Regions from separate parts of the Mus musculus genome. Here region 2 is linked to region 1. The links are chromatin loops, found by intact Hi-C in ENCODE. Cell type or tissue: gastrocnemius. All regions are shown on one strand. Links, peaks and the distances in the headings refer to the core of each region. The heading gives the core; the rest is flanking DNA. Region 1 overlaps Kcng1 (potassium voltage-gated channel, subfamily G, member 1). Region 2 overlaps Atp9a (ATPase, class II, type 9A).

The links. Hi-C counts contacts between places; a loop is a spot of excess contacts. Peaks named below come from ENCODE experiments on the same cell type or tissue, not always from the same donor. Only the 100,000 strongest peaks of a DNase experiment are listed, where the experiment ranks them.
Region 2: a loop joins it to region 1, with 2.8 times the contacts of the local background. A loop is called at or near these places in 10 of 42 quality-filtered maps.

The regions. Positions count from the first base shown.
Region 1 is chr2:168,265,507-168,280,592 of GRCm38, forward strand. Kcng1 (potassium voltage-gated channel, subfamily G, member 1) reads right to left here. Exons shown (of 3, transcript NM_001081134.2): 2 at 2,963-3,762. The coding sequence starts at 3,736. Among named protein-coding and RNA genes, the nearest start is that of Kcng1, 8.1 kb to the right of the region's middle. In gastrocnemius, for the core only: a CTCF peak has its summit at 9,057 (motif pointing right); DNase peaks (open chromatin) are centred at 9,058 and 9,720; H3K4me3 peaks cover 181 bases.
Region 2 is chr2:168,636,405-168,651,490 of GRCm38, forward strand. Atp9a (ATPase, class II, type 9A) reads right to left here. Exons shown (of 28, transcript NM_015731.3): 19 at 13,125-13,223; 20 at 12,387-12,476; 21 at 12,151-12,295; 22 at 11,281-11,345; 23 at 7,458-7,613; 24 at 4,227-4,291; 25 at 3,478-3,586; 26 at 2,666-2,723; 27 at 1,097-1,300. Mir7004 (microRNA 7004) reads right to left here and starts at 4,355; the gene lies at 4,292-4,355. In gastrocnemius, for the core only: no CTCF peak of the experiment used is centred there; a DNase peak (open chromatin) is centred at 7,270.

The DNA of each region.
Region 1 (15,086 bases), core at 6,076-11,075:
TACACCACATACATGTCCATACATGAACACACATGCACACACAGCATATACATGGACACACATCACACATGCACACATACCACATACATGCATACACATCACACATACACCACATGCATGCCCATACATGAACACACATGCACACACAGCATATACATGGACACACATCACACATGCACACATACCACATACATGCATACACATCACACATACACAACACACATGCCCATGCATGCACACACCACACACATAATGCACATATGCACACACATGCACACACCACATACATGCACATACATACATGCACACATACATGCACACATGCACACACATTACACACATATACCACATACATGCACACACATCACACACATACACACACACACACACACACACACACACATTTAAAAAGAGTGCTGTCAGATTGGGAGTATATATATAATGATAGGCCACTAGCCTAGCCTGTGGGGGCCTTGGGTTCCACCTCCAGCACCACATGGAGAAACCAAAACAAAACAGTGCCAGAAGTCCCATCAGTGTGGCTTTGATGCTGTTTTCCTGATAAAATTAGGAATAAGGTGGTGGTGGTGGGGGAAGTGGTGGAGAAATGACTCAGGGGTTCAGAGTGCTCACTGCTCCTCAGGAGTTCAGATCCCAGCACCACGTCAGGTGGCCCACAAGAGTCTGTAACCTCGGGGCATCCAACACCCTCTGCTGGAGCAGGAGAGTCCTCGTTGCCCCACCATATACACATAAAATAATAATAGAAATCTCTAAAAAATTAGAACCAAGAATAATGGGTCTGGTGATGATAAAGCTATGACTCAGAAGCTGAGGCAGAAGAGGTGTTGTGAGTTTCAGGCCAACCTGGCGTAGTAAAGCTCTGTCTCACAAAATGATGGAGCTAAAACCAAATCTGTACTCAATAACATGCCAGGCTTGGTGCTGTTCCCCATACATGGACTTCCTCACTTAACTGAATGTTCAGAACAGCATTCATAGTCCCTGGAATGGACAGAGAAACTGAGGCATAGCATGGTCTAGTAACTTCCCCACCGCAGTGCAGCCAGGGTGGGTGAGATGGGACTCAGGTTCCAGCTGTCTGGCTCTAGCCTACCCCCCTTGTCCCCGGTTCCTATGATCATCAACATTAAATTTTCCTTTTTAAAGTTTTATTTAGTGTATATCTCCATGTATACCTGCATACCAGAAGGGGGCATCAGATTTCATTATGAGCCGGTCATGAGCCACCATGTGGTTACTGGGAACTGAACTCAGGTCCTCTGGAAGGGCAGCCAGTGCTCTTAACCTCTGAGCCTTCTCTCTAGCCTGAAATATTTTCTTAAGATCCCTTTAAAAAAAAAAAAAACCTTCAGTGTGTAAGAACACGCTAGCAGTTCTCTCTGAGTTATAAAAGGCAGCCTCGATGACCATATCCGCCATGACATCTGTAGATGGAAGGGCTCCTTCCTCATGAGAACTTCTAAGATTAAGTCAAACAGCACAAAAGGCTTAGCACGTGCAGGCTCTACAGCTGGTCCTCAATTAGTGCTGGTATGTTCACCCCACTCTGTCAGACCGTCTCTCAAATGTCTGCACAGTGAGTGCCTGGTTCGTTCATGTGGTACAGGAATCCCGACCCAAAGGCCCAGGGGACCTCCCCTGTGGACCCAGCATGTCTCTGTCATCGGTATGAAAACTCAAGTGAGCATTTCCATATGGGAAACGCTTCATTTCTGAAGACCTCAAGTCTAGTGTGGGGGAGTTGCGGACAGGTCAGTCATGGACTTCTGTGGGGTATCATGGGTCCCTAGCTGCTGTGTGGGGTATACAGACCATGGATTCCGTGAACCTATGTAAACTGTTCTGTCTGCTTCAGTGTCCTCACTGGCTGGACGGGTGAGAGAACATGCCTCCTATGGAGTTACAGGAGGACCTGCAGGGAAGCTAAGCAGAGCCCCGTCTCCAGGCTCCCATGGCTTCTGATAGCAGTCAGCCTGTGTCAGACTGAGAGTAACTGCCTTACATGGAATACCCTCCCCTACTCCAGACAAGGTTTCTTTGAGTAGCTTTGGCTATCCTGGAACTAGCTCTGTAGACAAGGCTGGCCTCAAACTCACAGAGATCCACCTGCCTCTGCCTCCACCTGCCTCTGGGATTAGAGGTGTGCATCACCACTGCTGCTACATGCAATTTCTTCTTTCTTTCTCTTTCTTTCTTTCTTTCTTTCTTTCTTTCTTTCTTTCTTTCTTTCTTTCTTTCTTTCTTTCTTCCTTCCTTCCTTCCTTCCTTCCTTCCTTTCTTCTTCTTCTTCTTTTTTTTTTTTTTTTCGAGACAGGGTTTTTCTGTGTAGTCCTGGCTGTACTGGAACTCACTCTGTAGACCAGGCTGGCCTCGAACTCAGAAATCCACCTGTCTCTGCCTCCTAAGTGCTGGGATTAAAGGCGTGCGCCACCACTGCCCACCCTAGCCGCAATTTCTTACTGTGCACAGAAACATGCTTATCCTGTGGGGACATGTCCATACACACAGACCTATGGATAAAAAAAAATTGTTTGCATGACTAAGAAAACAAGTTTGGTAGGTTACTAAAGAAGGGAGATGGGAGGTCAGTTTTAATGGCCTCTGGAATGTGCCCAGCTCAGAGGCAGGCGTGTCAGGGTCATATCACCCAAACACTCATGCAATCTGCAGAAGAGGCTCGGGGTCTCTTTGTTGGCCTTTGTTCTAGAGCCCACAGGCTAGGACAGTAGGGGGCGCAGTAGAGACCAGGACCGTCACAGCTGCTGACTTCAGGACACTCACATTATCAGGGAGGGAGGTAGAGAAGATGGATACAAACACGTCCACATAGTAAGACATCAAGCAGCACTAAGGTTGTTCGGCTAGCGCAGAGAGAGAAGACCTCCCAGGGATGGCATAGGAAGTTAGAGCCAGTCTTCAGAGCTGCTGACGGTCTTACCTGTTCCTCCTCCTCACGCAGGCTGGGCAGGGTGCTGACAGACAGGTTGACGGCGGTGACGGTGACAAACAGAACGGACAGGCAGGCAAACACCTTGCCAGGCAGCCCTGAGTGTGGCCGCTCCACCATGTCACGCAGCCTCCTCATGCAGCGGCTCAGGCGGCCCTCGCTGGCGGACGGACCCTCACTCTCTTGATCCTCGCTGTCCAGCGGCTCCTCCTCCTCCTCGCGCTCCATCATCTCAGCAAACTCCTCGATTTTCTGCAGGTACCGGCGCTTGCAGCAGCCGTCCAGGTGGTCCTCCGCGATGCCCCAGTACAGCAGCTCCTCCTGGAAGGACAGGGCGCACATCTCCCGAAGCAGCCTCAGCTTGCCGGCCCGCAGGAAGGTGAGGATGGTGCCAAAAGCTCCGGGGTTGCGGTCGAAGAAGAACTCGTTGCAGGTTACGTCATAGTCATCACACACGCTCAGGATGTCGTCGAAGTTGGTGCAGGCCTTGAGCTGGCCCAGCCGCGTCAGTGGGAACTCATCCAGGGTGGTCCAAGGTAGTGAGTACTTGATGCCACCCACGTTGATGATGATCTGTCGCCTGCGGTCCCCAAGGGAGCAGCTCTGGTGCAGGTCGTCCTGCGGCCGCAATCGTTGGGCCCTGCGGTAGAAGACGCCCTTGATGGCCTGGCGCTGTGGGAAGAAGGCCGGGTGGAAGGAGGTGTCTGAGGCGCAGCTTAGAGCGCTGTAGTCATAGTGCGAGTTGTCTCCCGGTAACAGGGTCATTTTGGGGCTTCACATCCCTCTTGGGCCTGGAAGGAGGAGAAGGAGGAGAGATCCTTGGTGACCCCTGAGTCTTAAGAGAGCCCTTCACTGATTGTGGAGTATGTATTTTTATTTTATTTTTAAAAATAGTACTATGAGTTTTAAATATTTTTATTTATATGCACATGTGTGCGCCTACATGTCTGTATGTGTATCACATATGTGAAAATACCGAAGGAGGCCATGAGGGGGTGGTAGGTTCCTCTGAAATGAAGTTACAGGTGGTTGTGAGTTGCCATGTAGGTGCTGTGGATTGAATCTTGGTCTTCTGCAAGAGAAGCCAGTGCTCTTAAGCACTGTATGTGAGTGTGTGTGAGAGTGTGAGTGCGTATGTGTGAATGTTGTATGTGTATAGTGATGATATGTGTTGTGTGAGTGTGTATGTATGTGTGTGGGTGGGTCTGTGTGTGTGTATAATGGTGCATATGTGTGTGTGCACGAGCATGTGAGTGTGTGTGCGTGCATGTGTGTGTGCATGTGGAAGCCAGAGGACATCTTTGTGAAGCTGACTCTCTCTACCAACTCACATGAGCTCTGGGGACGGAACTCAGTAACGAGGCTTGCTTCACAAGCGCCTTTCCCTGCTGAGCCATTTCACCTGCCTGACTTCTTGGTGTTGAGAACTGGAGGCATGAGGGCCAGAGTGGAGCCCTGGGGTTGGGTTAGAGTTTAGTGTGTGAGGTGCTGGAAATTGAGCCCAGCTAACTTTTAATTAAATGGCATAGCTGAGAGAGACATTTTAGCCTTGGCCAGTGGCTCTCAGGTGGCGCTGACTTAACATGGGACATGCAGCGATGTCTGAGGTAGTTTTGACTGATGCGTTGGAGAGTTCTAGCTTCCAGCAGAAGGGCCTGGGAGCAGCTAACTCAACAGCCACAGTGCCCATTACAGCCCCCACCGAAGTCATCTGGCCCTCAATAGCCCAAATGCTGAGTGGAAAGGCCCTGGTATTGAAGTGATAGCTTTTGGAGCCACACAGTCCAGGTAAGTCACCTACCTATGAAATGAAAGAGCCTGACACGGGCCAGTTGCTCAGTACTGGCTGGTTATTGTCTTAGTTTTTCTCCTAACACCCTTATCACTTCCACAAACAGGAAACAGGTACATAAGAGGCAATGGGCAAAGACATGTCTGGATATCAAAATAGGGCCTGTTTTACTCCCCTGTTGGCAAATATCACCTTGCAGACTCCAGGGGTGGAGAGCACAGAGCCAACTCTGGCTGCTCCAGGTGCTTCAAAATAAATCTGCCCCAGGTTGTGTGTGTGTGTGTGTGAGTGTGTGTGTATGTGTGTGTGTGAGTGTGTGTGTGTATGTGTGTGTGTATGTGTGGGTCTTCACATGTTCCCATTCTTACATGCCTTGAGTCAGGGTCTCACACTGGACCAGAAGCTCGCTGCTTCAGCCTGACTGTCTGATCAGTGAATTCGTGGGATCTGCTTTTCTCTGTCCCCCAGTGCTGGGGCTTCAGGCACATTCTTCTATGCCTGACTCTTTACATGGGAGGCAGGGATTTGAACTCAGGTCCTCATGCTGCAGCAACAAGCACTTTACTCACTGATCCATGCTCTTAGCCCCACTGTGTAGCCAGTTTTACGGTTATTGGTGTGCAAGCTTGGATACTTCTGAGGACTATCTGCTCTCCGGGGAGGGAGCACGCCTGACTCATCTCTGGATCCCTATACCCAGCAGTGTAAACGCTCCACGACCCACTTGCCCACTTGCCGGGGATGAGAGCGTTTACTGTGCATAAACCTGCCACATGTGCAGCTTTAGAAAGCAAAGGTCAGAGTATCAGCAACCACGACCTTCCTTCCTTCCCAGCCTCAGAGTGAGCGGTCTGCACCCAGAGAATGAGGGGGCTGACCTGTCTCCAGCTCCTAGGCTCAGCTTGGTTTACAAATACTTCTGATACTTAAGCAGTTTCATGTAAAAAGATGTACTCGTGGCTCGAATTCCGATTGAGAAATGGCTCTGCCTTTTAGGCCCCGCTCCAGTCTACTGCAGTCTTAACACTCTCCTTCACTCCCACCCTACCTCACTTGCAGGCTTCCTTTACTGTAGGCATTTGAGACCTCGGGTTACTCAAAAGACCTTTCTAGAACTAAATGGATGCATAGGAAAGTAGCAAAAGTTTAATATCCCCCCCCCCCAATCTCACTACATAATGTAGACTAGGCTGTCCTCAGAATTGTGATCCCCCTGCCTCAGTCTAACGATTGCTGGAATTACAGGTCTGTAATTGGCTTTTTAAGATCATCATCCATAGCTGGGCTTGGTAGTGCACCCGGGAGGCTGAGGCAGGAGGATTATCATATTGAAGGCCAGAATGAGATATGCAGTGAGACATTACCCTAAAAATATTTATTTAATGTGATGGGTGTTTTGTCTGCATGCACGTCTACACAGCAAGTGTGCAGTGCCCATGGAGGGGTTGGAAAGACAGTCTGTTTGTGAGCTGCCATCTGGAGCCTAGAAATTGAACCTGGGTCCTCTGGAAGAACAGCCAGAGCTCTTAAAAGCTGAGCCATCTCTCCAGCCCCAGAGACACCATTTGTTTGTTTGAAGACAGGTTTTCTCTGTGTGGCCCTGACTGTCTTGAGACTTGCTTTATAGACCAGGCTAGTCTCGAACTCAGAGATGTACCTGCCTCTGCTTCCCAAGTGCTGGGATTAAAGGCTTGGGCCACCATAAGTGGCTTTTTTGAAAAAAGATAATTATTTTTTTTCTTTTACATGTATGGGTATTTTTCCTGCATGTGTGTACATGACTGCCTGGTACAGCTAGATGTGTCAGTCTCCTGGAACTGGTTGTGAGCTGCCACATGGATACTGGGAATTGAACCCAGGTCCTCTGAAAGAACAGCCAATACTTTTAACAGCTGAGCCACCACCTCTCCAGTCCACAGAGACGCTGTCTTAGTGAACAAAACGAAAGAGCTGGGGATGTAGCTCAGTTGGTGGAGCACCCACTCAGCATGAAGAGAAGCCTGGGTTATGCCCAGCACTGCAGAAACTGGGCATGGTAGTGCACCACCATGACCCCAGCACATGGGTGGTGGAGGCAGGAGAGTTGTTAGTTTGAGATTGTTCTTTGGTAATGTGAAGTGAAATTCCTAGCAGGAGAGAAAAGACAGAAAGAGAGAAACAGAGGGGAAGCTGTAACCTGGGTTAAATATTCTATGATGCCAAATGACTGAACTTGGAGGATTGTGAATCATTAAAGTGTCGCAGACCAGAAACCAAATTATCTTGGGCTATTTTCAGTCCCTTTGAAAGCCATTCATTGCCCACACCTGTGTCTGACCTCAGAATACATCTCATTAAGCCCACTAGATTTACTGACTCACTACCTGTGGCCCCCCACTGCTGTATTCTGTAAATACTTTGATTTATATCTTCCTTTGTTCTGTAATGAATAAGATATAACCACTTTCACAGTGGAACAGGCTTCAATCTGTTTCCCCTGGCCAGGACTACTAAGATTTGCCTCCAGAGTAAATCTTTCTTCTTCTTCCTTTTGGGGGCAAGGGCCGTGCTTTTGCGTTACAAAGCAAAGTGGAGGCCGCTGGGAGTTACAGGAAGACCCATTTCAAAACAAAACAAACAAACAAACAAACAAACAAACATAAAACCTATCTCTCCCTTCAGTTCCTGAAGGAAGCAAACAGTGCGGGTGGAGACCTGTCATTTCCAACATGGGGGGGGGGGGGAGAATCCATTTGGGGTGAGGAATGCACAGCTGATTTTAGGGGAACCCAGCCGGGAGGGTGCTCACTTCAGGGCCTTAGCACCCTGCACAGTGGGGGGGGGGGGGCGGGAAGCTGTAGCTTCACAGACCGAGAGTTGGGGAACTAGCCTACACCTGTTTGAAGTCAATGACTGCATTTTAGAGCGGCTGAGAGAGATTTACACTTCTCCTAAAATTGGAACCCATGTCCTCAGGCTAAGCCTGCCGGGATCCCTCGGAGGCGTGGGAACAATCCCTTTAGGTGCTTCAAGAGTTCCTTGCTTCTCAACTCTGCTGCTTATCCTGCCACCAGAGACAAGAGGAGAGCCGTGCTCTACTTGGCTAGAACAGCCTGGGAACCTCGTTTCCCCAGCCGACGCTAGCTCGCTCACTCACTCACTCACTCGGGAGCCTCTTCTCTCCAGGAGTCTCCCTTGCACCCCCACTCGCCCTCCGGCAGAGGCTCCCCATTAGCCGCTCATTGGGTCTCCTGCACACAGTGGAATCCTTACAAGGGGTTAGCTGTCCCAGCAGGTGGTTAGGACTAGAGGGCGGTGGGTGAGGGCTCCAGATAGCAGTGTCCTCCAAGCCACAGCTCAGGGGAGGTCAAAGAGCTGATCTGCTGAAGGGGGAACTGCTTTCATTTCTCCTCCTGTGGTTCCTAATCTGATGGCTACAGCAGGGCGGCTGACATTTCTAGACTTCAGAGTTAAACACATTCATCAAACGGGACACAGGCAGCTCCTGGACACAAATGCTGCTTTCTGCAGCCTGATCCTTCCCAAGGATTTTATGTCTGTCCGTTCATTGATTAAGTTAGTTATGTCGGCTGCAGGGACTGGGGGCTATAGAGGCTTGGGAGAGGCTGCTGGCTGAGAAAGGGGTTGTGGAAGAGTTAAGCCATTCTTTCGTTCTTCAACGTTCCCACGTATAAGATGCTATGCTGGGTCCGGGGACACACCAGAGAGCAAGCCAGATCCTGCCTCTGTCCTCATGCACCTGGTGATGGTGGACGGAGGGACTGAATTTCCACGTAAGTGCACCAGTGACTTCAGGATACGGCAACTGCTGTGGTAAGTCAGAGCTGGGTGACAGTGGTGTGGCAACATTCTCTGGAGGGCCCAGGAGGGGACATGGGGCAGGGCTTTGTGCATGTGAAGCACCCAGTCTTGTGCTTCTTCAGATCGGTTTACTCCGGATGGAGGGGACAGCTCTGATTGCCCTGTCTTGCAAGTGGGCTTGGCTGATCAAGCTTTGAGGGCAGGCCAGGAGGCAGACAAGGCAGGAAGCAGGAGATGTATTTGAAGGTCAGCAGGTGCAGGTATAGAGGCCTATGTGTCACAGGGTTTTATCTATGTAAGGCAGGGTTTCTCAGGCAGTGTCAGGGGTAGACTTGGAGGCCAAGACAGGACAGTGGGAACAGAGGAGCAAGGCTAGGACAAGTGGAGGGGACTCGGGCTGGCATGGCTTCAACGGGCTTGGAGGAAGAGCCTGCAGAACTTTCTGAGGGGTGGAACCTGAGCGAGGGGACAAGAGAGGAGGGTGATTCCAGAGGCGACCAGTAGGCGGCGCTGAGATAGGCGAGAATGGAAAGGAGCCGCTGACAAAAACTGGTGTGGATGATGGACAGGGGAAGATGCGACCTAAGTGTAGGAAAGAGACAGCAGGGGGGAGAATCTCACAGGCAGGTCAGAGGGTCAGAACCGACCTGACCAGTGTGTGGTCCAGGGAGGACCCAGGCTAGCAGCATTATCTCAAAGTACAGAGGCAGGAGCCTGACTTGAGTACAGAACCCAGACCCTAGGACTCTATTGAAGTCCTCCACATCAGATCTCAGAGGTCAGTGCAGACAGACACCACAGGAGTTATACATCAGGAAGATGTGAGCCACTCAGGGCACATTCATCCGATCCCCAGACCCTGTGAGCACTTTCTGGCAGGAAGGGCCCGAGGCTACAGATGGAGGAAGGTCACTACGGTAGGCTATCAGTGGCTTGGAAAACAGAGGAGGAGCTGGGAGCCAGTGTGAGCAGCCAGCTGAGGTGGACAGGAAGTCAAGGGCTTCCTGAACAATCAGAAAGGGGTGTGGCCTCGCCAGCTCCCAGTTGTAGCCACCAGACCCACTTTAAACCCGTGGTTTACAGAACCACAAGCCCACCAGTGTGGATTAACTTAAACCATTCAGTTTAGGCAATAAGCATACAAAATAGCCGGGTGTCCTGGCAACACGCCCGTAATCCCAGCATTCAGGAAACAGAGGCAGGCGGATCCCTGTGAATTTAAGGCTAGCCTGGTCTACAGAGTGAGTTCCAGGTCAGCCAGGACTACATAGTAAGACCTTGTCAAAGAAGAAGAGGAGATGGGGGAAGAGGAGGAGGCAGTAAATCCAGGGGGTGGCAGAGACTGAGTTGGGCCTCCATCTCTCAGGAGCTAATCAGATGATTCGCCTACTTGGAGGTGGAATGGAGCAGAAGAGCCCATCAGCTTTGAGATGGCCGGTTGCTTTATGACTTTGGACTTCTGCATTTGTAAAATGGAGATGCACTTGAATTATGGTGAAGAGAGGACTTGAGAGATGCGCTTGGCCCAGTGCCTGGACGGCAGACACCTGACAGACACATCTCAGTCTTGGATCTGACAAGTGTCTATCACTCTTCTCCACCCACCAGCCAAGGGTGTCTCCTCTGAGCTGACCTGCCAGGATTTGAACTCAGCACCACCTGACTCCCATAGCCCAGGGCTGGAGAGAGTGCTGTCTGGCCAGCCCTCCAGCGAGGCTGTTCTAGGCTGCTAAGGAAACAAAGAAATGTTGTTCACCTGCTCTGGAGCAGCTCTGGAGCCACAGAGACAGGAGACAGCGCCATGGCAAATCACCCCCCTTTAAACCTTTGGGTGGGGGATCTGCTTCGTGGGATTTTGGTCTCAGGGATGAACAAGAAAGATCCAAGAATGTCACCCCCTTTACTTGAGGCAGTGGGATGTTCCCAACATGTGTCCCCAGGGACGGGTTTGGTGGCTCTTGCTAGAGAAAGACGGGAGATGCAAGGCTGTGGTCTGTGTAGGATCACAGAAACAATTGGGTCTCTAAAGCACAAGCCAAGTGGGAAAAGCGACAGAAGTTTACAGCACGGTGCTATTTATGTAAATGAGCACACTACTCCCGACTAGGACTCAAACATGCAGACGGCTCTGTGTGTAACATGCAGAGTGATGGAGGGAGGTGGGGAGGAGACCATGCCTGGGAACAACGGGAAGGGAGGAGAAAAACCGGGAGACAAGATAACCCGGCTCCGGTGAAGGAGGAAGCGGGTTAGGGGGTGAAAGGTGGGTCACACAACTTGAGGTTGTCTAAGTTAACAACAGATGGACAAAAGCACAAGTGGCCATAAAGCTTTCAGCTTGGGAATTGTCTTAGGCGAGTGCTCAGCTCCTGGTGTCCCTCTGAGATTCCCTCGCCATGGAACCAGCCTGTCTGCTCCTTCAGTAACAACCATCACAGCTAAAGACGCAAAGAGGAGTGGGAGGGAGGGTTCCATACATGCTGGGAGAACCCAGGGCTGCAAGGGGCCTTCTGCTAGACCGACCAACCCGCTCTTCATGGCAATTTTAAGGCTTCACTGCAGAATGGGAGAGTGCCCCTCCCTTGCGCTCTCTGTCAGTCACTCATCTCCCTTGGGGTTGCCTCCATCCCATTCTCCTCCAGGAGTCCAGAGACCCACGGCAACCCTGAGGCTGTTTCTCGTTCTTCCTCCTGGAGAAAAATGGCACTCGGGAGCTGTAACTGAGGCCCAGCAAACATTTCCAAAGATAAATGTTCATTCAGAGAGAGACTTCTAAGTAGCACTGGGTCCACCATGGGCTTAGGGGTCTGGATCTGAGAAGGGAGTAATTGCAATGGACAAGATGTCCATGCCTGATGTGGCTAAGCATGGCCACTGCTCTTATGAAGGATCCTGCACTCAAGCCAGCCATCCACAACCACAGAGCACTGGTCTCAAAGAGCTTTCTCCTGCCCCTTAAAATGAGCAATAGTGTTTTTTTGCGGAGCTGCTCTGAGGGCCAGTGAGTAGAGGTTTCTGTAGCCTTCAGCGACATCATCCAATCTCCGGCCTCGAGGTCCTCACGTGAAAAGGTTCTGGCCCCTAAGATGCCCCTCCACGGGACACTCGGTAAGCACCAAGGTGTGATACTGGGGCCCTAACTTCAGGGGCTTACATTCTTTCCTAAAAGGCAACATGGGGAAACTGAGGCTCAGTGAAACAAACATTCATGGCTGACAGTAGGGGACTGTGATGGTCTGCGGGATCCCTGAATTCTACTGTCACGGTGGGAACCATAGGTCATTCCTGAGAGGGACTGGACCTTATCTGTTTCTGCAGACAAGCTTTTGGGGAGGCCTGGGGGTTGGGAGCAGCAGGTGACGATGCAGGCCGAGAAACAGCACCATCTTTATGTTTGCACTAAGTCAGGGTAGGAAAGCAATAGAGTCCCTGCTTTTGTGGAGTTCTGGGTCATCATTGTGGCCTCCAGAGATATGACCATGGTCACAGGGGTTACGGCAAGGCCGGGCCATAAGCCAAGGCATTCAGGAGGCATTCTAGACACTGGAGAAGGTATGTGGGAGTGGATGCTCACCAGAAGATGTTACCGGGCAAGACAAGATTGGGAGTTCTTATCTCCTCAGACTCTGAGATGTTGATAAACACTTCGTATAGAATTCGGGAGTCTAACACAACACCCTAGGCAGATTCCTAGAGGTTAGAGTAATTTGTTGAGCTTCTGGTGTTGGGGTTTGGCTCCTGGACTACCATCCCTAACTTGAGCAGGGAACCCGAGGCTCCCCTCCTTCTCTTCCCAGGCTCCATGTGGTTCTGGTCTCTCCCGTGAGTCTCATCTGTCAGGATTAGGGTTCCTGGCTGGGCTGACTCAGAGGCTGGCCTCGCTGCATCCACCCCCAATTAAATTGTTAATTATAATAGATCCAGCTATTAGGCTGCCCAGGTCCTCACATGCTGCCCCCTCACCTCAGGATTGCTGCCTGTGGAAGTCTGTCTTTCCCACTTGCCATCTGTCACTCCCACACACCTCAGCTTTGTCTCCGGAGAGTAGGGGTCAAAGTGCCCGGGGAGTTCCATGCTGGGAGGTGGGCTCCTGTCGCCATGCCTCGCCTGAACCAAAATGGGGGAAAGTGAATCAAATAGGCGGGCTGTGTGTTTAGCCACTGGGCTCTGCTGCTGGCAAAATGGCTCCTGGTGCACACTGTTACTCTACCAGGAGCTTTTCAAAATTGTGGCCAGAACATCCTTTGTATTAGCCTCTTCCTTCTCATGTGTGTGTGTGTGTGTGTGTGTGTGTGTGTGTGTGTGTGTTTCAGCTGTTGTTTCTGTCCACTTGTTTTTGAGGCAGGGCCTTTCTCTGGGTTGGCAGACAACTGAGCCCCAGGGGTCACCTGTAATCAAGCCCTGTCTCTTTGGCCAGGATCCTATGCCTGGTTTGTTGTTGTTGTTGTTGTTTTTGGTACTGGGGATTAAATGCCGGCCCTCGGGCTTGCTTACTGACCTAACCCTCTTCCTTCCTTCCTTCCTTCCTTCCTTCCTTCCTTCCTTCCTTCCTTCTTTCCTTCCTCCTTCCTTCCTTCCTTCCTTCCTTCCTTCCTTCCTCCCTCCCTCCCTCCCTCCCTCCCTCCCTTCCTTCCTTCCTTCCTTCCTTCCTTCCTTCCTTCCTTGTGGTCAGAAATTGGGGGACACTGGTTAACACAGAGGAGCAATGGGGACCTGGAGACAGCACCAGCTAGCTGGGCTGCTCACAGGGCTCGGCAGGAAGGAGGGGATGCTATGCCAACTGTCTGTTGGGGCAGGCGCTGGCCTGAAGCAGGGATAACTTAAAGCACAGTTCAGATCCTGTGGCGGATTCATATGTTGACTTTGTTCATTAAGGACAGTCTGCCAGGTAAAAATACCAAGGCTTGGCAGCCTCTTCTATCCCTTCTGGTTTTATTAATTCTATTTAGGTGGTATCACCAGCCGCTATCTCCATGGGTAGGGACAGGGAAGGTGGGCTCTCTTTTTCTGGGTTTAGACAACCAACCCAGAGTAGATTCTCAGAGGGGCAGCCCTGTGAGCTACTGTGTTCAGGAAACATCTTTGTCTTTCTGTCCCTGGGGCAGATGTCTCACCTTTTGCCAGAGTCCCTTGCCAACCCAGTGCACAAAACTCAACTGCCTCCCCCCCCCCCCCCCAGGAGTCTGCCTCATCAGGCTGCAAGACACTCACAGTCCGGGTCCTCCAGCTCTGGGAAGAGGCTCAGGGTGACTTGTTTTCGGTTCATTCGTCCCCTGTGGGTTTGGAGTGTGTCCCACAGCAGACATTTTTCCACTGGAATGGATTGGCTCAGAGCTGGGCTGGTAGGAGCAATCCCTTGGGGCCAAGCCTCCATGCCTAGCCACACTTCCCTCCCCACCCTCTACAGCAGGTGCCTGTGCAAAGCTGCAAAAGCATAAAGACCCACAGGTAGAAAAACCCACCGTGTGCACACCCCACTGCCCTAATCTCCAGGAGTACCACTTAACCTGGTGATGTGTTTATTGATGAGACACCAGGCAGTGACTCTGAGTACCGTCATAGGTGTGTGTGTGTGTGTGTGTGTGTGTGTGTGTGTGTGCACGTTGGTGGAGGGTTGGGGGTGTCAAACAAACCCCAGCGAATATCTACCTAGATTTATAGTCTGGCAGGCCCTCCTTTCTCCAGCGAATCAGACCAATCCCTGCCCCCTCCTCTCACCTTCCTGTGGACTTAGCTCAGATGTCACCGAGGAGGGGTGAGTATGCGTTTGCCTCCCACCTATTATCTACTTGGGGAACTCAGGTGTTTAGCACCCCTTAAGTACCTCTGCATTGCAAGTGTTTAACAAAATGTGTGCCAAAGTGACAGCTTGGCCTCTAAGCCCCATCACTAGGAGGAGGCTGTGCTCACCTAACATTAGATGAACCTTCTCAGCCCTCATCATCACTCCCAGCCCCCACTAAAGAGCTTTTAAAAGCCCACTTCTTCCTCTCCAGGGATCGGACCCCCCACCCACCCAGGAATGAACGCATTAAGCACCAACCTTAAATCTGCTATACACATATGCTGTAGCGCGGGCCACCCTGGCAGGCTGTGCCCTTCTGAGGCAGGGCCTGAGAGTCTCAACCTCCCCCCCGCCCCCCCATCGCCAGAGTCCATTGTCCTGTCGCCACCTCGGCCATTGTTCAATCCAGGCTTGTTGAATAAATGACTGGATGAACACTGAGTGTTTGGCATAGTGAGATGCCCACAGCAGGTGCTCAACCAATTTTTGTACAACCCAGAGAATGAACGAGTTCGTCTCTTTTCCATCCACACCCAAAAACTATGAGCAAAGCCGGGCCACTTATCCCGGGTACACTGAGGTTAAGGAGACCTCTAACTTTCTTACTAGATGCTAAGGCCCGCGACCACTGAATAGTCACTAGGGCCTTGCACACAGTAGGCGGTCCATAAGCCTTCACTGAGTTCGTAATTAATGAATGACTTAAATGAGTCCCGCTGGTGGGGATGCTGCCTTCC
Region 2 (15,086 bases), core at 5,129-10,128, 370 kb after region 1:
CCTCTTCCCCATGCCCCTCCACACCATTTAGTCTACAAACTCCCAGAGTACGGATCACTTGGGGTCTGCCTGGCTCCCTCCCGCCTCACCCTGGTCCTCTCTCTGCAGCTTTGATCTCATCAGCCTCCCGTGCCCACAGGATGTTCCCACACGTGTCCTGCACCCTCTGAGCAGAAGGTCACTTGCCCTGCCACTGTGGCCCAGAGCAGGCAGGGTGAGTGTCACACCTCTCAGCCAGCTGTGACAGTAGTAGTTCTCATGGAGCCTACGGTGGCCCCTAGAGAGGACTACGGGGACAGGAGAGCTGCCTGGGGCAGGATCAGCCCAGGTTTCCGGGTACTGGAGGGCCACATTGTACTCATGCACGAAGATTGAGTTTCTGATTGAGGTTTCATGGGACCCAAGGGACTCTTGACCCAAAAAAGTAAAAGAAAGGACTAAAAGCCACGAGGCTAAGGAGGCTGCATTGCTCATGTCCTAGGAAACTCCTTTGTTATTTATCCCTGAAGATGTTCCATATCCCAGGACAGTCACTGGAAAAGCACAGCACACACAGCCATCCCTTTGTACCCGGGAAGGGGGCGGTGCGCTGGCTCTCAGAAGATAAGACTCCACAAAGGCTCTGGTCCTTATCCGCACTCTGTACCTGCTGAGCCCCTCCAGCGGCCCAGGAGACGGGAGGCAGCAAGCTCTGTGCACTCAGTTGCTAGACTTTGCTAGATGAGCAAACCACGAGTCTCTGTATGTCTGGCACAGACATGTTTTCATTCAAATAGTCTGGATCAGCAGTTAGTTAAGTCTGAAGGTACAGAGCTCACTGATAGAGCAGCCCACTGTGCTTGACTTGATGGGTTCATTAGAGACCCCACCCCACCCCTTCCTAAGCCAGCTGGCTCTGTGGAGTTAGTAGCAGGAGTTTGCCAGATGTGGCAGAGCAGGCATTTGCCAGATGTGGCAGAGCACACCTTCAATCCCAGCGCTAGGGAGACAGAGGCAAGAGGCTCTCTATGAGCTGGAGGCCAGCCTGGTCTACACAGTAGACGATCTGAAATAAGAGAGGACACCTCTGTCCTGGGGCGAAGGCCCGGGGTCTTACCGATGAACTCATGGAGGAACACCAGGGAGGCAATGTAGCAGGCCAGGCTGAGTAGCTCGGCCACTGTCATGAGCCAGTGCCACGTCTGGATGGTGAGCGCCACCATCAGTAGCTCAGTGAGGATGAGGGATGTGAAGGAGATTGCCACGATGTGTACAAACTCCGACTCGAACAGCAGCAGCGCCCCGTACATGATGGTGCTCCCTGCAAACACCACAGACAGCAATTGGAGGCGGTCTATCTGCTGCCCAGCTGCCACCCCTGGAGCTTTTGGCCTCGCTAGTCTGAGGTGAGGGTGGGAGGGGCAGCACCTAGTGACAGAGCTTCACTGTCACCTGGACAAGGGACTCACAGAAAAAGGAACTGCCATGGAAATTAATCACTGCCTTTATGTTTACGATCTCTGTGTTTCAGAGCTGGGTTTCACGAAGCCGTAGCTAGCCCTGACTTTCTAATCCTCCTGCCTCCGCCTCCCTTGTGCTGAGATGTCAGGTGTGAGCTGCCACACCGTGCTCACGTGGTGCTGGGGATCAAATCCAGGACTCTCTTTGTGCTAGACATGCACTCTGCAAGGGAACTGCAACCCAGCCTGTGACTGCCTTTACAAACACGGTGAGGATGCAGGAGGCAGGAGAGAGGATGGAGGAGAGAGGATCAGTCTTTCGACCGATGCATGCCTTATGCTCTGACACAGCTTCAAATGCCAAAGAAATGTCTCACCAACCGCCTCATCCCCTTCAAAGTTCTGGGCTCTGAACACTTTTGAGTATGTCACCCACAGGGGTTAAAAACAGGAAGGACATAAGCCAGCACTCATGTTCACTAGTAAGTTACATGTGTCCGCCTCGAAACAGAGAGACTGGGGCACAAAAACAGGACTGTGCTATGAAACACACAGAGAGAATTCGGAGAGAGGGAGAGAGAAAATGAACACACCTGGGGAGCTTAGATATTCTTAGAAAAAGCAGCTTAAGCAAGCTCTTCTTGTGTTTGTGGGGGGGGGGTACACTTGCACATGCGCACAGCATGGTAGATGTGTGGGGTCAACAGTTTGGGGTGTTGGTACTCCTCAGTCATGTGGGTTCCAGGGATGGAACTCAAGTTTGTCCGATTGGCAGCAAGCACCGGCACTTACTGAACCATCTTGCCAGCCCATGAGCTTTGTTAGTGACCTGGGGTATCTTTGTGTGTGTGTGTGTGTGTGTGTGTGTGTGTGTGTGTGTGTGTGTGTGTGTGTGAATGTGTGTGTATGTGAGTGTGTGTGTGTGTGAATGTGTGTGTGTGTGAGTGTGTGTGTGTGTGACTGGTGTTCCTGTGCTCTGTCCCACATGGTCAAGACTCAAACCCTTTTGTGCTTGCATATTTCTGTTGAGGGGAAGTGAGCCTGGACTCTTTAGGTTTCTCTCTGGCTTTGCTAGGCCAAGAAGCAGCCATGCTGCACTGCAGACCCCTGCTGTGCCGCACTCCCTGCTCTCTTAGGTCCCAGCTCCTCTCTCCATAACCGCCCGCTTCCCTTGAAAGTCAAGGTTAAAAAGCAGAGGACAAGCTTCGTTCCCCCACCCCACCTACCTTGATAGATGCTGATTAACACCCAAATTAAGAACGTCTTGTAGGACAGTGGCCGCCCCTGCATGAGAAACAGAAAGACCAGAGGTTAGGACGGAGGCTGGAGGCTTGCTGTGGTCAGCCTCGTTGGGACTCTTTCCACTACCCACTGCCAGCTTTTATCACAGATACTCACAAAGTTCCCTTCTCTCTACCCCCACCCAGTTGATATGGAATAAAAATGCCATCTTTCAAAGAGAACCCAGAGTTGGTATATGCCTGTCTTGTAAGCTACGCTAAGAACACTAAAGCAGGAGGGTGGTGGGTCCGAGACTAGCCTGGGCAACTTAATGAGATCACTGGAGAAGAAAGCTGGGGTGGGCGACCTTTAATCCCAGCACTCAGGAGACAGAGGCAGGTGGATCTTTGTGAGTTCCAGGCCAGCCTGGTCTACTCAGCCTGCGCCAGGCCAGCGGAGAAGGCAGCACAGTGGAAGGTTGCTTACTTAGCACTCTCAAGGCCCTGGGCTTGTACAGACAAAACAAAAACAGCAAAAGGAAGCCCTCCACGTGCAAACAGAAGTCCCTGCCTCTTAGGAGGCGCAGTGTCAGAGAGACCTCCAGGAGCATGGCTGGCCGCTGGTGGCTGCAGAGCAGGCCTGGCGACTCCTCAGAAACACACGCTGTTGGCAGTCTGCACTGGTCATTCCTGCATAACCCTACACCTTCCACCCCAGAGCAAGCAAGCCCCCATGCCTCTGCCCCTCAGACAGGGGGAGCAAGTGTGCAGGAAGGGGAAGGGAAGGCAGTGGGGAGGGGGGAGGGGGGCTGGGGAACCTTAAGCAGGTCCTTGTAGAGCTCAGGATACAACATGGCGACTTCCGACTTCACGTCTTTGTCCAAAACCAGGGAGAACACGGGAAACATCGTGTAGATGGTAGAATACCTGGAGGAACAGCAACCATAAGACCCTGCTCACCATTCCCGCCTCTGCGGAGGGTGCCACCTCCCTCCTGCCCGCCTGTCCACTGCTGGCCCATCATGCACCACGCCCAGGTCTTAGCACTAGAGATTCAAGATATAAGACAGAGGTGAGAATTTATCTCTGCTCTATTCTCTATGTTACTAAACAGGAGAGCTGTGTGTATTATAACAGTGCCAAGGACAGAGGCAGAATGGGGAAGAGAAGATAAGGTGTGTGGTGTGTGTGGTGTGGTGTGTGTGGTGTAAGTGCTATGTAGTGTGTATGTGGTATGTGATGTGTGGGGTGTGTGTGTGTGTGTGTGTGGTGTATATATGTGATGTGGGGGGGTGTATGTGTATGTTGTGTGTATGTGTGTTGTGTGTATGTGGTGTATATGTATGTGTGTGGTATGTTTGTATGTGTGTGCCTATCTGCTGTGTGCATGTGTGTGTATATAACTATGTGCCCCATCTGGTGAGAGTGCTTAAGTGTTGTTAATGCAAGGAGTCTCAAATCCAGATGCCAAGCAAGGCGCCACAGAGACTGTGTCTGTGTCTCTCCCTGTGGGATGGTTTCGGGATGTGAGAGACAGTGGAGCGCTCCTTTGCGATGCCTTACTTACCCAATGATCAGGAAGCCTTGGTAGAGAGGAACGGATGCAAAGTAGAACACAGACGAGAAGACAGCCTGCGTGAAGGAGGGAGTGGGTGTCACTGAGAGTCACGGCACAGGCCTCATCCACGGAAGGTCATGTGTCTATTACAGGGATTCCTGTGGCCCTCAACACCCTAGGGAGTCTGAACTATTCCATCATCTCCATGATGGAGACCCAGAGAGGGTCAGAGGCTGGTCCAAGAGCACATAGCTCAGCTGTGACAAGTCAGAAGAATTGAGCATCCACAGCCAGACTCAGCCTCTTGTGTGTACGCAGTGCCCCATGTGCTGGGGTTGGGAAGGCCTCACACCCAGGACCTGAAGTCACTGTGGCCCTTTGGGAGTCAAGCCAGGTCCTGCCTAAGGAGCCTACATTCCCAACAGCTCAGAACTACAAGCATGTGCCCTGAAACCAAGCTGGGGACACAGCTACCGATGTTTCCACATTGGCCATCTCAGAGGCCGGGTGGAAGACATTACTGTTAACTCCTATCTACTGGGTGAGCTGTGCCCTCGGGCCATACGTAAGAAAAGAAATGTTTTCACAGCACGTGACTGACTAGTGTTTCAAATGAGAAAGGACTTCTAAGCGGCTCTCACCTGAGTATGAACTTCTAACTCTGGCCAACAGTGCATGCTGGGAAGACCTGCTGGGGAGGCCAAGCGCTTGCGGATGCCTCCCAGATCCTGACATCTACACCTTAAGGCAGGCACTGTGGCTTCCAAGAGCTTCCCTCTTAGATAGCAGTTCTCAGCCTGGAGGTCACGACCCCTTTAGAGGTCCCATATCAGATATTTACATTATGACCCCTAACAGTAGCAGAATTACCGATCAGGGGTCACCGCAACACGAGGAACTCTACTGAAGGGTTGCAGCATTGGGAAAGTTGAGAACCGCTGACCTAGTGTAAGCCCAAGAATGATGGGAGTGCTGAGTTAAAGTTATTTGTAAAAATGTAGCTGGGACAGGTATGGTGGCACATACTGTGATCCCTGCGTTTCTGAAGTGGAGGCAGGGGGCTCGAAGGTTCAAAATCAGTCTTTGCTACATAAAGAATTTGAGGCCAGCCCAGGATACATAAGACCCAGAATCAAAAACCAAACCAAACCAAACCAAACAATCCTTAGCGTCAAGAGAAGCTGGACCTTTGCGGCCGGCTGGGCAGGCCAACGACTCTCCCTGTACTAAGGTGCAGAGCGAAGGCATGGGGAAAGCCCCACTTGCTGCAGCGCTCACTGCTGAACACCACAGCCACAGGAAGCCCACCCGGCTCCTCTGATACTTTCACACCCTCAGCATGGGGAAGTCACCTTGCAGTGCCTTCTCATTCAGCTGGACTGCATGACTGGGCAGAGCCGGGTTATTCTATAAACCAGCCTCAGAGCGCTTTCCCATACAGCAGCCTTTACACCAGCCCTAAAGCCTGCATGTGGACAAGGGTGCTCACGGGAAATAATGCACTTGTCTTGTTCATCAGTGTGCATCCCGGTGAGGTGCGATGTCACAGACAGGGGCTAAAGCACAAGGAACAGGGCCAGCCTCGCTTCAGAACCTTCCAGAACCTTTGGGTGGCTACCAATAAGAATTGCCTAGGTAGCACAGATGCTAGCCCATCTGTCTGCTTTTGTGTATACGTTCAAGGACATGATCATTAATCGCCCAGTGATTAAAACCACAGCACGGCCTGGTTCGTTGGAGAATTAGCATAACTGTCTGATGACGGATTAGCATAAATTAAGAGTACAGATGCAGCCTGATGATCCGCGGCAGCTGTGCGGCTTTAGAACATCTCCCCATTTCTGCACGGGCCAGAGGGGGCTCCCATGTGAGGCGGGGCAGGCACCTCTAACATGGTGAGCTGCCTTCCACATACAGCCACACACTTCTACAAACTACATCTGTGTGTGTGTGTGTGTGTGTGTGTGTGTGTGTGTGCTTTTTGTGCCCATGAGCTTTCCACAGAACTGGAATGGAGGTCAAAGGGCATCTGTGGGAGTCAGCTTTCCCTCCTCCCATGGGGGTTCTGGGACTGAGCTCACGTCATCAGGCTTGGCAGTAGGCACCTTCACCCACTCAGCCATCACGCCAGTCTGCCTTACGTCCAGGAAATGTCCTGCTTGGTTTACTGATGATGGCGAAGATGCCTTCGGCTTGAACTCTTATTTTCCAAGTGCCAAGTTCAAGGGCAAGGCAGACCCTACCAGTTCACTTCATGGGTGGAAAGGTCAGGCTGCAGTCGGAAATGGTGTGTCCACAGCCTTTACAGGTCCTTGGTGGCAAAGGCAAAAAAGAGACAGGACTCAAATGTTCCTATCACCAAACTCAAGTGTTTCACCATAAGGCCTGTAGAAGGGCTGGGGTGGGAAACCCTTTCCCTGCAAGGTTAGAGTCTGAAATACAGGCGCCCTAGGATGCACAGATTTCACACAGATTCAGCCTCGGCCTTTCCACCTGTAAAATGGGCTCGGCTAGCGTGAGGAAGACAGGAGATACGGACTACATTACAAACACTTAGTCAATAGACAGGGTATAGGATGCACTCGAGAAAGGTGAGTTAAAATCAGGAGTGGTGGCATGTGACTATAATCCAGCACTTAGGCTGAGGCAGGAGGATCACATACTTGCACACACACACTAGCCTGGGTTACTAAGCAAGACCCCTGTCTCAAACACCACATTTATTCTTCCGATGTGGTTGCCACTCCTTGGCCCTGTGGAGCCAGGGCATTTGTTTGACTGTGACCCCGCCTCTCCCTCTGAGGAAGCAACAGTGAGGTGGGGGCCTAGTAAATGCTATCAGCTGGGGTGCAGCCAGGTGGAGGACGGACTGGCCCGGTGGGGCCACAACTCCAAAGCACTGTCCAACTGCTGGGTTTTCCATGATAATGATTGTTACGAGCACCTGGGCACCTGGGCCAACTGCCACCCACCTGGGCAATATGCCCCAATTGTGAGCCAATGCAGAGGTGCCAGCTGCTCACCCAAACTGGGCAATGTGCCCACATGTACACCCAAAAAAATGTACCTGGTGCCTACTCACCTGGGCAGTGTGCCTGTCTGCACCTGTGAGAGATGCCAGCTGCCTGCCTACCTGGGTGCCACGCCCATGTGAAAAGGTACAGACTGCCGCCCACCTGGGCAGCGTGTCTGTGTGCACGTGTGAAGAGGTGACTCTGGGAGGTACCAGCCGAGGCGTACCTGCATGGTGCTGATGCAGAGGCTCCTGTGGATCACAAACTGACTGAGGGCCGCCGAGCGCTTGTAGCTGTTCCGACCGTGCACCATGAGCAAGCGGCCGAGATGCTTGAACTGGGTGATGGAGAAGTCCGCTGCCAGCGAGGCCTGCTTCCCTTCCTGCAATCGGCACACAGAGGTCAGGGCGCCGTTCTCATTTTAATTGAAACAACAGGACATGACAAGGAGACCTTTGAAGACATCCAATAACGAGACTCTCTGGTTTCAGGCTACACACAGTTGGTGGTCCAAGTCAAATTTGATTTAAAAAGAGGAATTTACTTAAATAGAAAACATACTAAATCACGGAGAGTTGTAATTTGGAGGTCAGATGAATCTGGTATTAAGTTCACCCCCACCCCCAGTGTGTATGAGAAGAAGGAAAAAACCGTCCAATAGGTGCTTTATAACATTTAGGGCCCTGACGAGTAAAACCAGGGAAAGACGGATGCCGGTCACAATGGCAGAACATTCTGGAACGTTTCTGAATGCTCGCTCATGTGGGGACAGCGCACAGTGCACTCGCACAGTGCATTCATGCTTTAAAGGGCAGGTGTTTGACAACGGTATGGATAGAGAGGGACAGCGGTACCTAACCATGTGACCCAGAAAATACGTGTTCCCTCCCATTCCCCCCCAACACTCTTGCCACACGGGCCACTCAGAGGGAGCTGACCCAAGGACTCACTGACATTCTGAATATCTCAGAAACATCAATGTAGGGTCAGCAAGGTGGCTCAGCAGGTAAAAAAGCGCTTGCTGTTGAGCCTGACGGTCAGAGATGGTGACCCGGGACCCACATGACTGAAGGAGAGAACGGAGTCTCACAAATTGTCCCCTGATTTCCACGTGAGCGCTGGGCCACACACACACATACACACACATATACACATATACTCACATCCAAATAAATAAATTAATTAAGTAAACAAATGAATAAATGCAGTCTGTATTGATGGCATAAATATCAAACACTCCTCAAAAAAAAAAAAAAAAAAAGATCAGAGAAGTGTTTTACATTAGAGAAGATTAAAGAGACGCGCACGCACGCTAATAAGGGGAACCCAGGGCCTTGATTATTTCCTGGAGCTTCTTTTGTTCTTAAGCTACAAAGACATTTTGGGGACAATCGGGCAAAATGCCCATGAATCATTAGGTCAGCATTACATCTGAGGCCCAGGGCCCGGTGGGTGGGGTAGGAGGGTAGAGCACAGCTGCTGTGCTGATGCAGGGGGATGCTACTTCTTAAGGCCCCTGTGAAGTATTTAACATGAAATGTGTGCAGTCTACTTTCAAAGGGTCCAGAGGGAGAGGGGGTGGACAGGAAGGGTCCAGAGGAGGAGAGAGTGGACAGGAAGGGTCCAGATGGGGAGAGAGTGGACAGGAAGGGTCCAGAGGGGGAGAGAGTGGACAGGAAGGGTCCAGAGGGGGAGAGAGTGGACAGGAAGGGTCCAGAGGGGGAGAGAGTGGACACGAAGGGTCCAGAGGGGGAGAGAGTGGACACGAAGGGTCCAGAGGGGGAGAGAGTGGACACGAAGGGTCCAGAGGGGGAGAGAGTGGACAGGAAGGGTCCAGAGGGAGAGGGGGTGGACAGGAAGGGTCCAGAGGGGGAGAGAGTGGACACGAAGGATCCAGAGGAGGAGAGAGTGGACACGAAGGGTCCAGAGGGGGAGAGAGTGGACAGGAAGGGTCCAGAGGGGGAGAGAGTGGACACGAAGGGTCCAGAGGGGGAGGGGGTGGACAGGAAGGGTCCAGAGGGGGAGAGAGTAGACATGGGGCAGCAGAAAGGAAGGGAAGGTTGATGGTGCTCACTGCCAGAGTACAAATTTCCCCAACAAATGACATTTAAAACTATATATAAGCCGGTCGTGGTGGTGCACGCCTTTAATCTCAGCACTTGGGAGGCAGAGGTAGGCGGATTTCTGAGTTCGAGGCCAGCCTGGTCTACAAAGTGAGCACCAGGACAGTCAGGGCTACACAGAAAAACTCTGTCTCAAAAAAACAAAAAAAAAAAAACCACAAAAAACAAAAAAACCTATATATAATTAGAGTGTGTGTGTGTGCGCATGTGTATATATGTACTTGAGTATGCAGCTATGCATGTCCATGCCCATGAACACGTATGTGCGCATGTGTGCACATGTGTCTGTGTGTATCTGAGTGTACAGCTACGCATGCCCATGCGCATGCACACCCCTCCAGTGCAGCAGCACACTAAGCAGCTTGCTTTCTCTCTCTCCGTGGCACTGCAGTGACCCAGGGCCTCAGTGAAGCAGACAGCCTGCGGCTTAGGCCACGCGGGTGCTCCAGTGAGCCCCTGGGACCCACCAGTCTCTGCCCCCCAGTATTAAGAGATAGAAGTGCACCTGAACTTGCTCCGTGTTTTATGTGGGTGCAGGGGATGTGACCCCAGGTCCCCACGCTTGCAGCACAAGCTCTCTCACCCACGAGCCACACTCCCAGGTCAACGTGACACTTTTTCAAAACAGAAGGCTACAGCACTGAGTTTTGCTGAACTGGGACCAAAGCCTTTAAGTCAGGCCCAAGCACCAATCCGCATCACTCAGGATGAGTGCTGATGCGGTAAGAAGGATGCTGCCACGGACGGTTCAGAGACGACAGCCTTGATAACAAGCCTGCTCCCGAGCAGAGAGCTGGTGAGGTAAAAGCACCAGGTGAGAGATTTCTGAAACATAACAATAAATTAGACTGAGAATTAGAAGCAAGAGCTGTCCTGTCTCGGCTGGAGAGAGGAATCCAAGATGTAGCAGACAGAAGCGAGTTGCATGATGGAGTGTGTGGTGTGTTGTTAATTTAAAAGTATACATGAAGATAATATATATACATGGGTAAAGTATGTGTAGACAGCATCTATGACAAACACACACACACCCACAACCAGCACTGCGCGGAAAGTCCTTCTGGAAGGAAGACCACCCAGTGTTACTGGCTGGGTGCAGCTAAGAGGCAGGGTGGGCCTACCTTCACTTATTTACTTCCACTGAGCTGAGTACTCACTGCTCTTAGATGGTGGAACCCAAAGGAATCACGATGTAAATTTTAACAGAAGGGAAAAAGTTCTTTTTGTATCTAGCAATCAATAAAAGGATTCAGAGATTTGTTTTTATCTTTAATTGTGCGTGCGTACGTGCATGTGTGTGTGTGTGTGCTCGCTTTCGTGGGGGTAGGTATGTGCACAAACCACACTGCCCTTGAGGGCAGAAGAGGGCTCTGGGTTCCCTGGAGCTAGAATTACGGCGGCTGTGAGTGTGAACTGCTAGATCTGGGAACCAAAATGCAGTCCTCTGCTACAGCGGCAGCCCACGCTTTAACCAGGCCTGAGCTCCTCTCAGGCCCACGCCCCACGCCCCCACGCCTCCCCCTGCCCCCACCTCCTTTTGGGTTTTCTGAGATAAGAGTCTCGCTCTGTGAGCTATAGCTGGCTGGAACTGGCCACAACTTTCTCGCCTCTACTACATAAGCACCGGAATTAGAGGCGTGAACCACCGCAGCTCGCTCAATCATGCTCCTTAAACCTACACCTAAGAAATCTGTGCAGATTCTGGATATGGGGTGACCCCCCGCCTCCCCTCCGCCCCCCAGAACCACACGCAGACAGCGTGGCAGGACGAGCCTCGGAGAAGCAGGAGGATCTGCAGTTCATGGTCGCCCTCAGCAGCCTGGGATACATGAGACTGCACTTCAAATAAAAGAATGAAAGAAAACAAGAAGAAAACTGACTAGAAAACTCGCGCTAGGGAGGCAGAGTGGATGCCCCCACACTCACCTTGCCCTCCACGCCCACGCCGCAGTCGGATTCCTGGATCATGCTGACGTCATTGCCTCCGTCCCCTGTGCAGCACACAGAACACAGAGGAGAGGTAGAAATGTGGAGATATGTGAGAGGGACGGCTCACACTCGGCGTTCTCACAGTGATGATCCATGACCTGCCTTCCACTGAGTGTGGACTATGTCTCGCACAATGCATCCAGCCACTCTCAAAAGAGACTATGTGTCGGAGACCAGGTGGCTTGCCAGGGTCAAACGCTAAGCAGTGGCAGGGGCCAGCATCTACAACCACCGCAGGCCCTCCTCCCAAGATGATGGCTACTGCCACTGGTAACCGGCCCACAGGTGTCCCCAGGAAGCACTCCCCATATTTTCGTCTTTGCACACTTGGATGAGAAGGCTGCCACCACCGTCCCCATCCTGCTGAGGTGCGAATGAAGGCGCAAGCAGGTAAAGGAAGCCACAGGGCATCAGTCAGTGACCATCGGGTTGAGAGGGTTGAACCCGGATCTGAACTTCAGCATGGGGTCCGCACCCCCTCTGGAATGCCGTGGTCATCTGCTGTATGCAAAGACCCTTCCCTTTTGGCACGTTTGGTCTCCTTTCTCTCGAAGGATACACTAACAAGAGCAGCAGTGTCTGCAGCCAAGTGTCTGCTACCTAAGCCAAGAGGCCTAGGAGTCTGACTCACAGCAGCAGAACTCAGGCTCCTTGTGAAAAGGAAAGCTCAGAGCAGCTGCAGGACAGGATGTCACAAGGCAGGGCCTCGGGCAACTGATTGCCACCACCCAAGCAAGCCTGAAATTTTCCCCGGGTGAGTGGGCTCCTCCTCTCTAGGGGCTCCTCCTCACACCCAGGCAAGCTTACCTACTGCACAGGTGAGCTTCCCGGTGCGTTCCTGGAGCAGCCGAACAATCTGGGCCTTCTGGGTTGGGGCACAGCGGCAGCACACCACAGCCGGGCACTGGCAGGCCAGTTCCATGAACTCGTACTCATAGTATTTGAGGCAAACCTGGGCAAGAGGTGAGGGTGGGAGCAGGGGACAGGGTCAGGCGATGGCGACAACCTCCCTGCAGCCCATAGCCTAAGTGCTCAGCGCTCACCTCCAGGGAGTCTCCAGAGATGACCAGGGCACAGTCATGCTTCCTACGGAAGGCATTCAGCTCCAGGTGGGCCTCCCCGCGGTTGGTCACCTGAAAGGGGACAGAGGTGGAGAAGGTTCGGCTCTCTGGAAACGGCCAGACAAGATGGCACTGGCCTCTAAGAGCTGTGTAGACAACACCCTTCCTTCCTGTCACCAGCTATAACTAAAGGATGCTGTGGGCCCTGGAGCCTGTTCATATGATGCCTCTCATCCTTTGCAAGTTTCCAAGGACTAAAATCTGCACACAGTCTGATGGGGACAGGGGCCATGAGGACCCCCTGAATTTACTCTCAACCTTGTACCTCGGGGAGACAGAAGCCGGGACGTGTCTGTCAGTCAGGAGCTGTGCAACAGAGCCTTGGAGAGTGGCCCTGTATCACCTTTTACCACAGCCGCTGCTATGGGCTCTGGCCAGCACGCTTGGCTACTGGCAATGCCCAAAGCAGCTCCGGGACCTAACTTTCCTCTGCTACTCAGAGCACAAAAGGGTCGGAGTTCAAGAGTGCAAGGCTGCGTGGTGGAGTCCCATGGCACGAGCTGAAGAGATGCTCACCTGGGTCCCCCAGCCATTCAGTAACCTACACCGCCACCCGAGGCCACCAGTGGCTGCTCCTCCTCCCTTTAGAGGCTCATCCCAGGTTACAGGTCACAGGACAAACACAACTTCACCCCACAGGGCCCCAGCGCGATGCTTTACCAGTCGGAAAACATGGATATCTTGGTTTCTGGTCACCAGATGTGCGTTCTTGGCTGTGCACGTGGCTGTCTCCAGCTTGTCCCCTGTTAGCATCCAAACCTGAAATCACAGCAGGCAAACAGTCCTGAAGGTTGGGGCTCTGAAGCCGGCCTGTCCCTTGGAGCAGTGAGGCTCACAAGAACACCAAACCTCTTGAGACTCAGTCCCTGTGATCCCCACAGACAGCCTTGGGGGCTACTGCTAGGAAAACAAAGGCTGACTGTTTGCTGGAGAAAGAGCCAGTTGGAATGCGATGTGGTGGGGCACAACTATAATCCTTGCACTCAGGAGGCTGAGGCAGGAGGATTGCTATGAATTTGGGGCTAGCCTAGGCTACATATTAAGAACACCCACAACCTCAAAAACAAACAAAAAAACAATAAAATAAAAGTGAACTATTGGCAGTAGATATATTGGTAAATGTCTGTAGTCCCAGCAGTCAGGACAGAGACAGGAGGGTTGTGAATTCGAGACCAACCTGGGCTGCATCTCAAGAGCAAAAACACTGAAGTGACTGGCTGCACAGTGACTGGCTTGCTGCCGGGAAGAGAATGAGCAATGCGGAATGAGCAGGGGGATTACACAGATGGAATTATCTGTGCCCCACAGAGCCTGTCTCTCACAGGGTGACAGGAGGGATCCAGAGGTGGGTAGGTTCCTAAGACCCTGAGGGTCCAGTGCCAGCTGCTTCACCTCACAGGCACACTCATGCACACACAGAGACACTCACATACACACATATACACAGACACACACACAGAGATACACACACACACTCACACACACAGACACACATATATACAGACACACACACACACAGAGATACACACACTCACACACACATACACAGACACACACACACAGAGACACTCACACACACACAGACACTTACACATACACAGACACACTCACACACACACACACAGATACACACCGTGTGAGGCTGGCCTGCCACCCAGTGTCCACTGTTACTGTGGGACCACCGGCTCCTCACCCATCCCTGATCTTTTGAAGATTTAGCTTTATTTATGTGTATGAGTATTTTGCCTGTGTGGAGGCCTGTGAACTATGAGTGTCTAGTGCCCTTGGAGGCCAGAGGAGGGTACAGAGTCCCCGCGATTAAAGGTAAACTGCCATGTGGTTGCTAGGAGTGGTCAGTGAAGGCTGAGACCCCACATGACAGTGAGCCTGTAAGACTACAATGGAGCTGACACTCTCCTGGTACCGAGTGGTACAAGAGCCAGTGTGATGTCAGGACCCAGCTCACTCTAATGGGCAGCCAGTGCTACCGTGGCACACTGTTGTCATCAGTCACATGTGGCACTTACTAACTGACCATGTAAGAGCACAGTGTATGTGCTGGGCTATGCCCCTGCTAGAGCACACTCCTCAACTTTACAGAGGGTTGACTGTGTGGCCAGACATAGTAGCCTCATTCGTCTGTGCTGTGCCTGCTGACAGGCTGGGGAGGCAGCTTGGCAGGTAAGAGCGGTTGCTGTGTTGGTACCATGGAGGAAGCCAAAGATAGCCCTGCATGCCTATAACCACAGTGCTGGGGTCAGAGGAGCAACAGAGACAGGAGGGTTACTGGGCCTGCCAGCAGGCAGTCCACCTCCAGGGTCAGCGAGAGAGCCTGTCTCCAGAGAGTATGGTGGGAAGGGACAGAGGAAAATGCTTCATGTCCTCCTCTGTGTGTACACACCACGGATGCATGCACCCACACCCACACACAGTCATACACACACACACCACACATACATACCACACACACATGTGCACACACACACACACACACACGCATGCATGCACAGACACACACATGCACATATGCCTGTGGACAAACACACATACCACGCTCACACAGGCACATATGCACACACATGTGCGAGCACACATGCGCGCACACACACCCCACACTCACAT